2 separate regions of the Homo sapiens genome follow, and region 2 is linked to region 1. A link is an interaction called in ENCODE POLR2A ChIA-PET data of the cell type or tissue named here. Cell type or tissue: MCF 10A. All regions are shown on one strand. Each heading gives the region's core, and the rest is flanking DNA. Links, peaks and the distances in the headings are about the cores only.

The links. Peaks named below come from ENCODE experiments on the same cell type or tissue, not always from the same donor. Only the 100,000 strongest peaks of a DNase experiment are listed, where the experiment ranks them.
Region 2: POLR2A ChIA-PET joins it to region 1 with 5 read pairs; 2 of 35 experiments call an interaction of 5 or more read pairs at or near these places.

The regions. Positions count from the first base shown.
Region 1 is chr7:27,554,348-27,559,732 of GRCh38, forward strand. The region is part of intron 4 of HIBADH (3-hydroxyisobutyrate dehydrogenase); the gene reads right to left. Among named protein-coding and RNA genes, the nearest start is that of TSL, 59 kb to the right of the region's middle. In MCF 10A, for the core only: no CTCF peak of the experiment used is centred there; no DNase peak of the experiment used is centred there.
Region 2 is chr7:27,644,568-27,649,952 of GRCh38, forward strand. It overlaps HIBADH (3-hydroxyisobutyrate dehydrogenase), which reads right to left. Exons shown (of 8, transcript NM_152740.4): 2 at 4,906-5,066. LOC105375211 (a long non-coding RNA gene) reads left to right here and starts at 3,279. Exons shown (of 3, transcript XR_007060268.1): 1 at 3,279-3,363. In MCF 10A, for the core only: no CTCF peak of the experiment used is centred there; DNase peaks (open chromatin) are centred at 2,224 and 2,664.

The sequences.
Region 1 (5,385 bases), core at 297-5,296:
TCCTTCTATTTTACTTTCTTTAGGCAACACGTGGTTTGTAACATTTCTGTGATTGGAGTTGGCTATTTTCCTGTAAGTTTCACATGCATCCTTTCATTCAGCATTAACAATCACAAAGTAAAACAAGGCCAATAACCAAATTCTCAGTAATCCAATTACCACCAATACCACACCCTTCTGGGTATCCTCCCATCCCTATTCCCTGTCTAGTTTGCTTGAGAAGAAAAACAGGCATAATAATCATGTGCCCTCTATTTTAAAGAGAACTGATTATTCACATGAGTTCTGTTATAACTTTGAGGGTAGGTATACAGAAGTAATGGCTGTCAGAGGAGAGAGGGAAGAGAGTAAGAAGAAATAAGCAAAAGGCAAGATGATAACCCGGCAGCAAACAGTAGAAAACTGGGGACAGCAGAAAACTAAAGATTAAGAGAAGGCTGTGCTAATAAGCTACACTTGGCTAACCAGGAATTATCTCTTTCATGTGAAAATCCCTTGAAAATGTGGACTCTCATATTTTGGGGTTGGGGTACAGTTGAAGAGGGTGCCAACTCCTACAATGAGTTGAGTATGGTCCACTCTGCCATTCTTGGTAGCCCCTCAGCCAATGCATAGCCTTTTGCAACCATTTCTGATGGTGCATTAACATAACATTAAGGAAAGGTAACTAACCAGATTTGCGTGAGGACAAAGGACACAGTACTGCTTGTATAGAGTTTGAATGCCATGTGACTGTTTCCTTATTGAGCAGAAAAACACTCCTCTGGGAAGTAGTTTAAAAATTATTTTATTTTTGGTCTACTTCAAGGACTAAAACCTTGGAATAAAATTTTTACAGAATTCTGTATATGTGATAAAGGCAACCACTGCTTAATGGTGGTAATTTAAGTGGGGAGAACTGTTCTTCCGGTTTCATGAGAACCAATCACAGCAAAAGGAACATTTCTTGCTCTACTTTTTTTTTTTTTTTTTTTTTAAATAAAGACTAAGCCAAATACATAAACCTATTATGGATAATGGCCTTCTCCCTCCTCAGCCCTTAATACAACCCACCTCCTGACTACATACAACTTGTTTCAGTAGAACACTGAGTACAAAGACAAGACTCAACTTGTCAGTTCCAAGTCTAGAGTCAAAATTTCAACTATCTATCAGCTAATTCTTACTACTGGCCCTCAGAAGCACAATGAATTCAACATGTCCAAACACCTTTTGTCCCCCTACCCTCTCCTCAAATAGACCCCAAATTGGTCTCCTGCATGTCCATTCAGTTATGATGTTACCATTACCCACTTATGGCAGCATTTCCAAATTTACAGTGATATAAATGTATAGATATGTATTATTTATTTGGATCACTTGAAAGACAATTCAATACTATGTCAAGAAGTTCAGGCATATAAAAAAAGTACCCAGCCAGTCAAAATCTAGAGACATGATTCATGCAGTATTTGCCAAAGTAGAACAGAAACAAATCCTCGTAAAAATCATGTCTATCTTCTCAAGTCAAATATATATGCATGCAAGTGTGTGTCCTGAAAGCTTAACCTGTTAGGGTCACATGATCAAGGGTAGCCAACTGCATTTCTTTCCTTGCCCTTTCTCTTCAAGGGGCATACTAAATAAACACCTTCAAGTGTATTCTGAAAACAAAATTTAAAGATAGTCGTGAATTAGAGAATACAGAAAGGATTTTAACTTAATGCAAAAAACATTCCACTTTGATAAATTACAGTATTTGAAAAAACGTCCACCATAAGTTACTAATTCTAAGACTCAGTTTTCTCACTTGTTAATAATATCTGCTTCGACAGGACTGTGAAAGACTACATAAGCAATGCTTGATACACGATAGTCATTCTGTGTCCTCTAGAAAAGTCGAGTATCTTTTTACATAGTTCACTGGGTTTCCTCTTCAGTAAACTGCCTATCATGTTTCTTTACTTTTCTCCTGATTCTTGGTCTTTTTCTTGTTAATTATAGATTTTATGTCTACTCTGTTATATATTTTGCAAATAATTTCCCTCAGTCTGTTGTTGCCTTTTAACTTTTCTTTTTGTCACAAAGATGTGTGTGTGTTTTCAATTCTTGGATCTGTTAATTTTTTAATGGTTTTTTATTATTTGTCTTGCTTCAGAAGGTTTTCCTCATTCTAAGATTTTGAAAGAATTCTCTTAGACATTTCTTTGGCCTTCTTACACATTTTTTAAAACAATCAGTTATTTAATCCATCTGCTATTTATTTTCAGTGTATGGGGTGAAGTAGGGATCTGCTCCCCACAATGAATTGTCCTAACACAATTTATTAAAGAATTCATTTCCCCACTGATCTGATTGCCTTACTCAGATTCTAAGTACCTATACATACAAAGGTCTGTTTGGGGACTTAACTCTGTCTCCCAGTCTGTCTGTTCTTGAACAAATATGATGCTGTTTTAATCACTGTAACTTTATACTGTGTTCTGATATTTATGGAGTCCTAATTGTCTTATTAAAAAATTTTTTTGGGCAGGTGCCTATAATATTTGGGAGGCCAAGGCAGGAGGATAGAGGATAAAGGAGGATAGAAGAGGATAGAGCCTGAGCCCAGGAAACCTGCCTGTGCAACATGGTGAGACCCTGTCTTGACAAAAATTTTTAAAATTAGCTGAACATGGTAACACATGCCTGTGGTCCTAGCTACTCAGGAGGCTGAGGCAGGAGGATCACTTGAGCCTAGGAGGTTGAGGCTATAGCGAGGCATGTTCACACCACTGCACTCCAGCCTGAACAACAGAGTGAGACCCTGTCTAAAAAGGAAAAAAAAAAAAATTGGCATTTTTTATTTACTTATTCTCCCAGATGAGCTTAAGGTTTTTTTTTTAAGAAATAACACGGTTTTGCATTACAATTTATATATTATCTCAAGAGAATGGACATGTTTACATGCTTTTCCAAGCAGATAAGTGGTGTCTCCATTTATTCAGATCTTATTTTGCCTTTATAGTTTTGTCATCTTCCTCATATAGGTCTTACACATTTCTTGTTAAATTTGTTAAGTACTATTCTAGACCTCAGAACCAAGAATAATATTAAACTATATTATATAGTTACATATTGTCTTAGTCTGTTTTGTGCTCCTATCACAGAATATCACAGACTGGGAAATTTATAAAGAGCAGAAATGTATTTTTTCACAGTTTTGGAGGCTGGGAAGTCCAAGATCAAGGCACCAACAGGTTCAGTTGTCTGGTGAGGGCTGCTCTCTGTTTCCAAGATGGCAGCTTGTTGCTGTATCCCCTCCAGAGGGGAGGAACATTGTGTCTTCACATGGCAGAAGACAGAAGGGCAAGCAGAACAAAATCCCTCCATTAAGCTTCTTATAAGGGGGCCTAATCCCATTCAGGAAAGGAGGAACCCTCATGACCTAATCACCTCTTAAAGACCCCACCTCTTAATATCTTTACATTGGCCAGTAAGTATTAACACCTGAATTTTGGAGAGGACACATTCAAACCGTAGCACAATATACAAGAACTAAGTATTACTTGAAGACTACATAAGATTTGTCTTTTAAAACCATCTTTACTTTGTTCCTTCTTAGTAATGGCTGTCTGAATATCTCTGGTCGTTGGAAGTTTACTCATGTGTTTACCTCTTCTTGAATCAATTTTGGTAACATTTTTTTCTAGAAAATCACCTATTTCTTCTGGACTTTCCATTTTTCTGCCCACAAACTTATAATTCCTTATTTCATCCATATCTGTGTGCAATCTCTTATCTTATTCTTGATGCTTATGGTTTCTATTTTTCTTGGTGAAACTTCTTAAAGATTTGTCTTCTGAAAGACCAGTTCTTGGTTTTATTCAATGACTCTATTTTTCTTGTTGTTAACTAATTTCCTAATTAATTCCAATTACCACATTTGTCACATTTCTCTTCTTATTTAAATAGATTTATATTTGTTTTATTCTAGTTTATTGAGTTTTAGAGGATCTGCTTATTTTCCATTTTTTGGGGGGACAGGGTCTCGCTCGGTCACCCTGGCTGGAGTGTGGTGGTACAATCTCGACTCACTGCAACCTCCAACTCCCAGGCTCGAGCAATCCTCCCACCTCAGCCTCCCAAATAGCTGGGACCACAGACAGGCATGACCACACCCAGCTACTTTTTTGTATTTTTTTGTAGAGATGGCGTCTTGCCATTTGCCAGTTGGTCTCAAACTCCTAAGCTCAAGCAATCCACCTGCGGTCCCAGCTACATAGGAGGCTGAGGCAAGAGGATTGCTTGAGTCCAGGAGGTTGAGGCTGTAGTGAGCCATATTCACTCCAGCACTCCAGCCTGGACCACAGAGCAAGACCCAGTCTCAAAAACAAAAAACAAAAACAAAACAAAACACAAGCATTTAGTCTATAAAATCTCTTCCACAGTTTTAGCTTTATAAGGGGGCCAAATCGCATTCAGGAAAGGAGGAGCCCTCATATTTTTTATGTAAAATGTTCTCATTTTCATTTATTTTAGCTTAAAACTTCTCTGATCTTAAAACTATCCAGCAGAATATTTTCAAGTTTGAAATGGTAGCTGTATTAGTTTGCCAGGGCCATCATAACAAAGTACCACAAACTGGGTGGCTTAAACAACAGAAATTTACTGTCTGACAGTCCTGGAGGCTAGAAGTCTCAGATTAAGGTGTTGGCAGGATTGGTTCCTTTGGATGGCTGTGAGGGAAGGATCTGTTTCAGGATTTTCTCTTTGGTTTGTGGATGACTGTTTTCTCCCTGTGTCTTCCCATCATCTTCCTTTTATGTGTGTGTCTAAATTTCCCCTTTTTGTAAGGAGAACAATCATATTAAATTAAGGCCCACCTTAATGACCTCACTTTAACTTCATTACCTTTGTGAGGACCGTATCTCCAAGATGGTCATATTCTGAGATACTTGGGTTAAGGATTTCAACATATGAATTTTGGGAGCCCACAAATCAACCCAAAACCACAGCTTAAAACTGTATTTAGGCTGGGCACAGTGGCTCATGCCTATAATGTCAGCATTTTATGAGACCAAGGCAGGGGGATTGCTTGAGGCCAGGAGTTCGAGACCAGCTTAAGCAAAAAAGCAAGATCTCATCTCTAGAAAAAATTTAAAAAATAAAGAAAATTAGCCAGGTGTGGTGGCCCAAACCTACAGTCCCAGCTTCTTAGGAGGCTGAAGCAGAAGCATCACTTGAGCCCAGGAGGTTGAGGCTGCAGTGAGGTATGATCACTCCACTGCAGAGCAGCCCAGCCTAGGTGACAGAGCAAGACTCTGTCTCAAAAAACAACAATAACAAAAAAACCCTATGAGTAGGGAATCACAAAAACTATATATGCCCTTGTGATTAGGGAATATGACAGGATTTTCTATTTCT
Region 2 (5,385 bases), core at 187-5,186, 90 kb after region 1:
CCAGCCTGAGCGACAGAGCAAGACTCCATCTCAAAAAAAAAAAAAAAATTAGCTGGGCGTGGTGGCGCGTGCCTGTAGTCACAGCTACTCGGGAGGCTGAGGCAGAAGAATCACTCGAACCCAGGAGGTGGAGGTTGCAGTAGGCCAAGATCGCACCACTGCACTCCAGCCTGGTGACAGAGTGAGACTCCATTTAAAAAAAAAAAAAAAATCAGAAATCTTATACGCATTAGCTATCATTCCTCTATGCCCAACTTTCCCTCTTCCCCAGCGCTAAGCAACCACTGATCTACTTTGTGTCTCTATATAGACTTCCTTATTCTGGACTTTCAGGAAAAGTCTATAGTATGTGGTTTTTTGTGACTGGCTTCCTTCACGCAGCATGCTTTCAAGGTTTATCAATGTTGCAGCAAATATTAGTACTTCATTTCTTTTTATTACTGAATAATCATCATTGTATGGATATAACACATTTTGTTTGGACATTCTATCCGCTGATAGATTTTTGCGTTGTTTCCACTTTTTCGTGATGATGAATAATGTTGCTAAATACATGTTTCCGTGTGGATACAAATTTTTTATTTCTCTTGGGTATATAGCTAGGTGTGAAATTGCTGGGTCATGGCATAATTCTAAACTTTTAATTATTTGAGGAACTCCCAAACTCTTTCCCAAAGTGGCTGTACCATTTTACATTTCCACTAGCAGTGTATGAGGGCTCCAACTTTTCTACAACCTCACAAACACATTGTTATCTAACTTTTTAATCTAGATTCTAGTGGGTGTGTCTCATGGTTTTGATTTTTTTTTTTTTTTTTTTTTTTTTTTGAGACAGAGTCTTACTCTGTCGCCCAGGCTGGAGTGCAGTGGTGGCAATCTCGGCTCACTGCAACCTCCACCTCCTGGGTTCAAGCAATTCTCCCACCTCAGCCTCCTGAGTAGCTGGTATTACAGGTGCACACCACCACACTTGGCTAATTTTTTTTGCATTTTTAGTAAAGACAGGGTTTCACCATGTTGGCCAGGCTGGTCTTGAACTCCTGACCTCAAGTGATCCACCTGCCTCGGCCTCCCAAACTGTTGGGATTACAGGCATAAGCCACCTCACCCGGCTGTTCTGACTATGTTTCTACGATGCCTAATGATGTTGAGCATCTTTTCACATGTTTACTGGGTCATTCATATATCTTCCTGGGAGAAATGTCTATTAAAATCCTTTGCCCATTTAATTGAGTTACTTGTCTTATGCTGGCGTTGTAAGACTTCTTCATATATTCTAGATACAAATTCCTTATCAGATATATGATTTGCAAATATTTTATCCCATTCTGTGAATTGTTTTTCACTTTATTGATGGTGTTCTCTGGAGCACAAGTTTTTAATTTTGATAAAGTCCAATTTACCTATTTATCATTTTGTTGCTCATGCTCTTGGTGTCATATCTAAGAATCCTTCGCCAAATCCAAAGTCATAAAGATTTACCTCTGTGTTTTCTCCTAACAATTTTATAGGACATCTTTGGGGGTTGGGGAGGTGGGCCACTATTCAACCCACTAAACAACCCATACAATAGATAAATATTATTAAATTGTAACTCCGTGGGTACAGAACCACACAAGAGAAGGCAAGGGAGACCAATGATCAGTGGCTTGACTGATCTAGGCACCTTATTTTCCAGCAATCTAGTTTATAAATAGGTTAACAGGTAGCTACATTTCAGAATCATCAACACAGATGTCACATACACACACTCAAAAATGTCTTTCACATTAATTTCAAAAAGAACCAAAACTCCGAAGTCAAAGACCTTTGTTTAGACATTGGCTCTTGCTATTCATTCACTACACAGTGGTAACCCCTCCTCTGAGAGGTATACATTCCAAGACTCCCAGTGGATGCCTGAAACCACAGACAGTACCAAATCCTATACAGACTATGTTATATAAACATATAGACTATGTTTTCTGGTTTGTTTTTTTTTCTTTTTAAGGCAAGGTCTCACTCCATCACCCAGGCTGGAGCACACAGCTCACTGCAGCCTCAACCTCCTAGGCTCAAGTAATCCTCCCACCTCAGCCTCCCAAGTAGCTGGGACTACAGGCACACACAACCACGCCCAGCATTTTTTTTTTTTTTTTTTTTTTTTGAGACAGAGTCTCCCTCTGTCATCCAGGCTGGACTGCAGTGGTGCAATCTCGGCTTATTGCAACCTCCGCCTCCTGGACTCAAGCGATTCTCATGTCTCAGCCTCCCAAGTAGCTGAAACCACAGACACACGCCACCGCGCCTGGCTAATTTTTGTATTTTTAGTAGAGCCGGGGTTTCGCCACATTGGCCAGGCTGGTCTTGAACTCCTGGCCTCAGGTGATCCGCCTGCCTTGGCCTCCCAAAATGCTGGGATTATAGGCACAAGACACTGCGCCCAGCCAGTTTTTCTTTATATATACACTCCTATGATAAAGTTTAATTTATAAATTAGTCACAGTAAGAAATTAACAACAACAATAAAATAGAACAATTATAACAATATGCGAGCAACACTACTCTTGCGCTTTGGACCATTATGAAATAAAATAAGGGTTACCTGAAAATAAGCACGCGATATCACAACACCCGATCACTGAGGCGGCTAGTAAGTGACTAATGGGCCAGGGAGTGTCTGCAGCATGGAGACGCTGGACAAAGGGATGATTCACATCCAGGTTGGGACAGAGCTGGACAGCACAAGATTTCATCATGCTACTCAGAACGGCATGCAATTTAAAACTTATAAATTGTTTATTTCTTGAATTTTGTACTTAACATTTTCAGACCACATTTGACCATAGGTAACTGAAATCGTAGAAAGTGAAACTGCAGATAATAAGAACCACTATATAACATTAGGGATATTATTTAGCTTCTCCAAGCATTGGCTTCTTGATAGCACTTCTGTTGCAAAGATAAAATGAGATAATACATACAAAATATTTAGCAAAAGACCTGACACATAGTAGGTGCTCACTAAATACTGTATTAGATTCTTTTCTCTCCCTTTCAAAACATAAATATCTCCTTCATGCAGGGATAAGCCTTATTCTTAAGGCAGCCTTCCTTCATACCTACCTAAAATTAGCAACACTAAAGAAATAAGAAACTTGTTGGGAAACAGAGGTAAGCCTGGTAACTTCAGAGTATGAGGTAATTCAGGCAGAGCATCAGAAAGCTCTAGAATTCTGGGAAAAAGCAGGAGAGAGTCACAAAGCAGTGATGATCATTACAGTCGTTCCACATACAAGCTGGAAGTACTACAGGCATAGAGGGAAGAGTACCTGTGTCTGTAACAACGTAAAAGGTCACAAGCTTCTGCTTTGCCAGTCTAGGGTAATAGTCCCCATTCAATTCCTACCCCACTCTTTGGTTAAATTCTGTTTTTAATTGAAGATATTTCCTCTGTTTAGAGATCAAGTACCCTTGTTACTCTTACTAACAGATAAACCACTGTAAAATGGCAATACCAAATAGATGTGTTATCCCAAAAAGTAATAACTGTCTCCTCAAAATAACTACTAATTGGTTCATCTCAGACTGAATATCAACTTGAAATGCTCACCATCTCTGAAGATGGTAAAAGGCCGCCTTTCCCAGATTCTCTACTATACGACTGATCAAATCTCTCCAACAAGGCTACTAAGTCCCTACATTAATTAAGCCTGTAAGCCTGCTATACTGGGAGTGTAATATCCGTATTCAGAGACTGAACAGGCAGAAGCAGCCACAACACTACCCTGAAAAGTTCCAAAGTCATACTTCCATCCTCACACTATACTGCTGCAATTTCCATATGGCACAAAAACCATGGAAAGGAAAAAGATTCAGATATATAGTTCTGAAAATGGCTTCTAAGTTACCTAAAGCTGTTCTGTAACTAGGTATAGCATTTTTCAGTATTTACTTTCAAGTCTATTATCTAGAAGCTGGCTGTGTAATTTTTTTCTCACCTTTTTCTCAGGAATTTTTTAGTATTCTCTGTTCTGGGATCACACACTATCCTCAGTTACCACTCTACAACTTGACCAAGAAGAATTTCCCTCATATCTAGAAAAAACAAACTATATTCGGATACTGATACATGGTCTCCTGTAATTTGAGTTATTGATAAAGTTTAACAAATCCAAACAACTCAAGACTTAACCAGCAGATGTTATCATCCAACATGATAAACTCTGGTACCAAAATTCTTTAAACATGAATGATAGCCTAAAAACACTAGAGATCCACTATAACTCAACTCTTCATTATAGGACATAGTGTTTTTAGGCTGTCTCCTGGTTTATGGCCAATAACTAATAATTATTCACAAAGTGCTGCCATATGATGTTTTCAAAGTATGTTCACATACATTCTCTCATTTGAGCTTCACAACCTAATGGCATAGGTTGTCATCGTTCACATTTTAAGAATGAGGAAATCAGCAGAAGTGATGTAACTTGCCCCCAGTAAGAAAGCATGTATCTGAGCTTCAACTCAAACTAAGCTTTATATCTCTAAGCCTACTCTTGTTTTAAAGACATATGTGCTTTTAATAACACAGGAGGTTATTTCCACCAAACTAACTACTTTAACAGCACAATCAGTAAAGTTACTATCTCAGAAAACTGATACAGAGCTAAAACAAGGCCCTCTGACCAAATGTGCAAAATGTTCCAAGTCACCTGCCAAAGAATAGATACCCCTGAATGTCTAACGAGAACTCTCCTTTACTGCAAATCTGGATGTTGGATGAATGATTACATATATATAAAATTAACACTGAATTAGGTTTACAACTCCATTGGGTATACTTCTAAGAAGCTGTCACTTATTTGAATGTATATTCATTTTTCATTCTCAAAATCTAAAACAAATCTAAAGAAAAGGTCTTACCTGTTCACCTGCATCTTGAAACTCTTTGCAGGCATCAGGGAACACATCATAAATAATAAGTGGATAGCCATGTTTCATGAGATTTTTTGCCATTGGATTCCCCATGTTGCCCAGTCCAATGAATCCAACTGGAGTCTTTGAAGCCACTGACCTAGAACACACTGATTTCAATACATTATTTTCAATAGGGGCAAATAACATTTTTTATTGTAAACATTCATTTAATATTAGCAAGTCAATTGTTAGATTTTTTTTTTTTAATAAAAGAAACTTTCAGGAACCAGGTGCAGTGGTGCACACCTATAATCCCAGCTACTTGGGAGGCTGAGGTAGGAGGACTGCTCGAGCCCAGGAGTTTTAGAACAGCCTAGGCAACACAGTGAGATCCCATCTCAAAAATAAATAATAATATTTATTAAAAAAAAAACCCACTAACTTTTAAAAGGCAAATTTTAAACTAATGGACCTAACCACATTTAA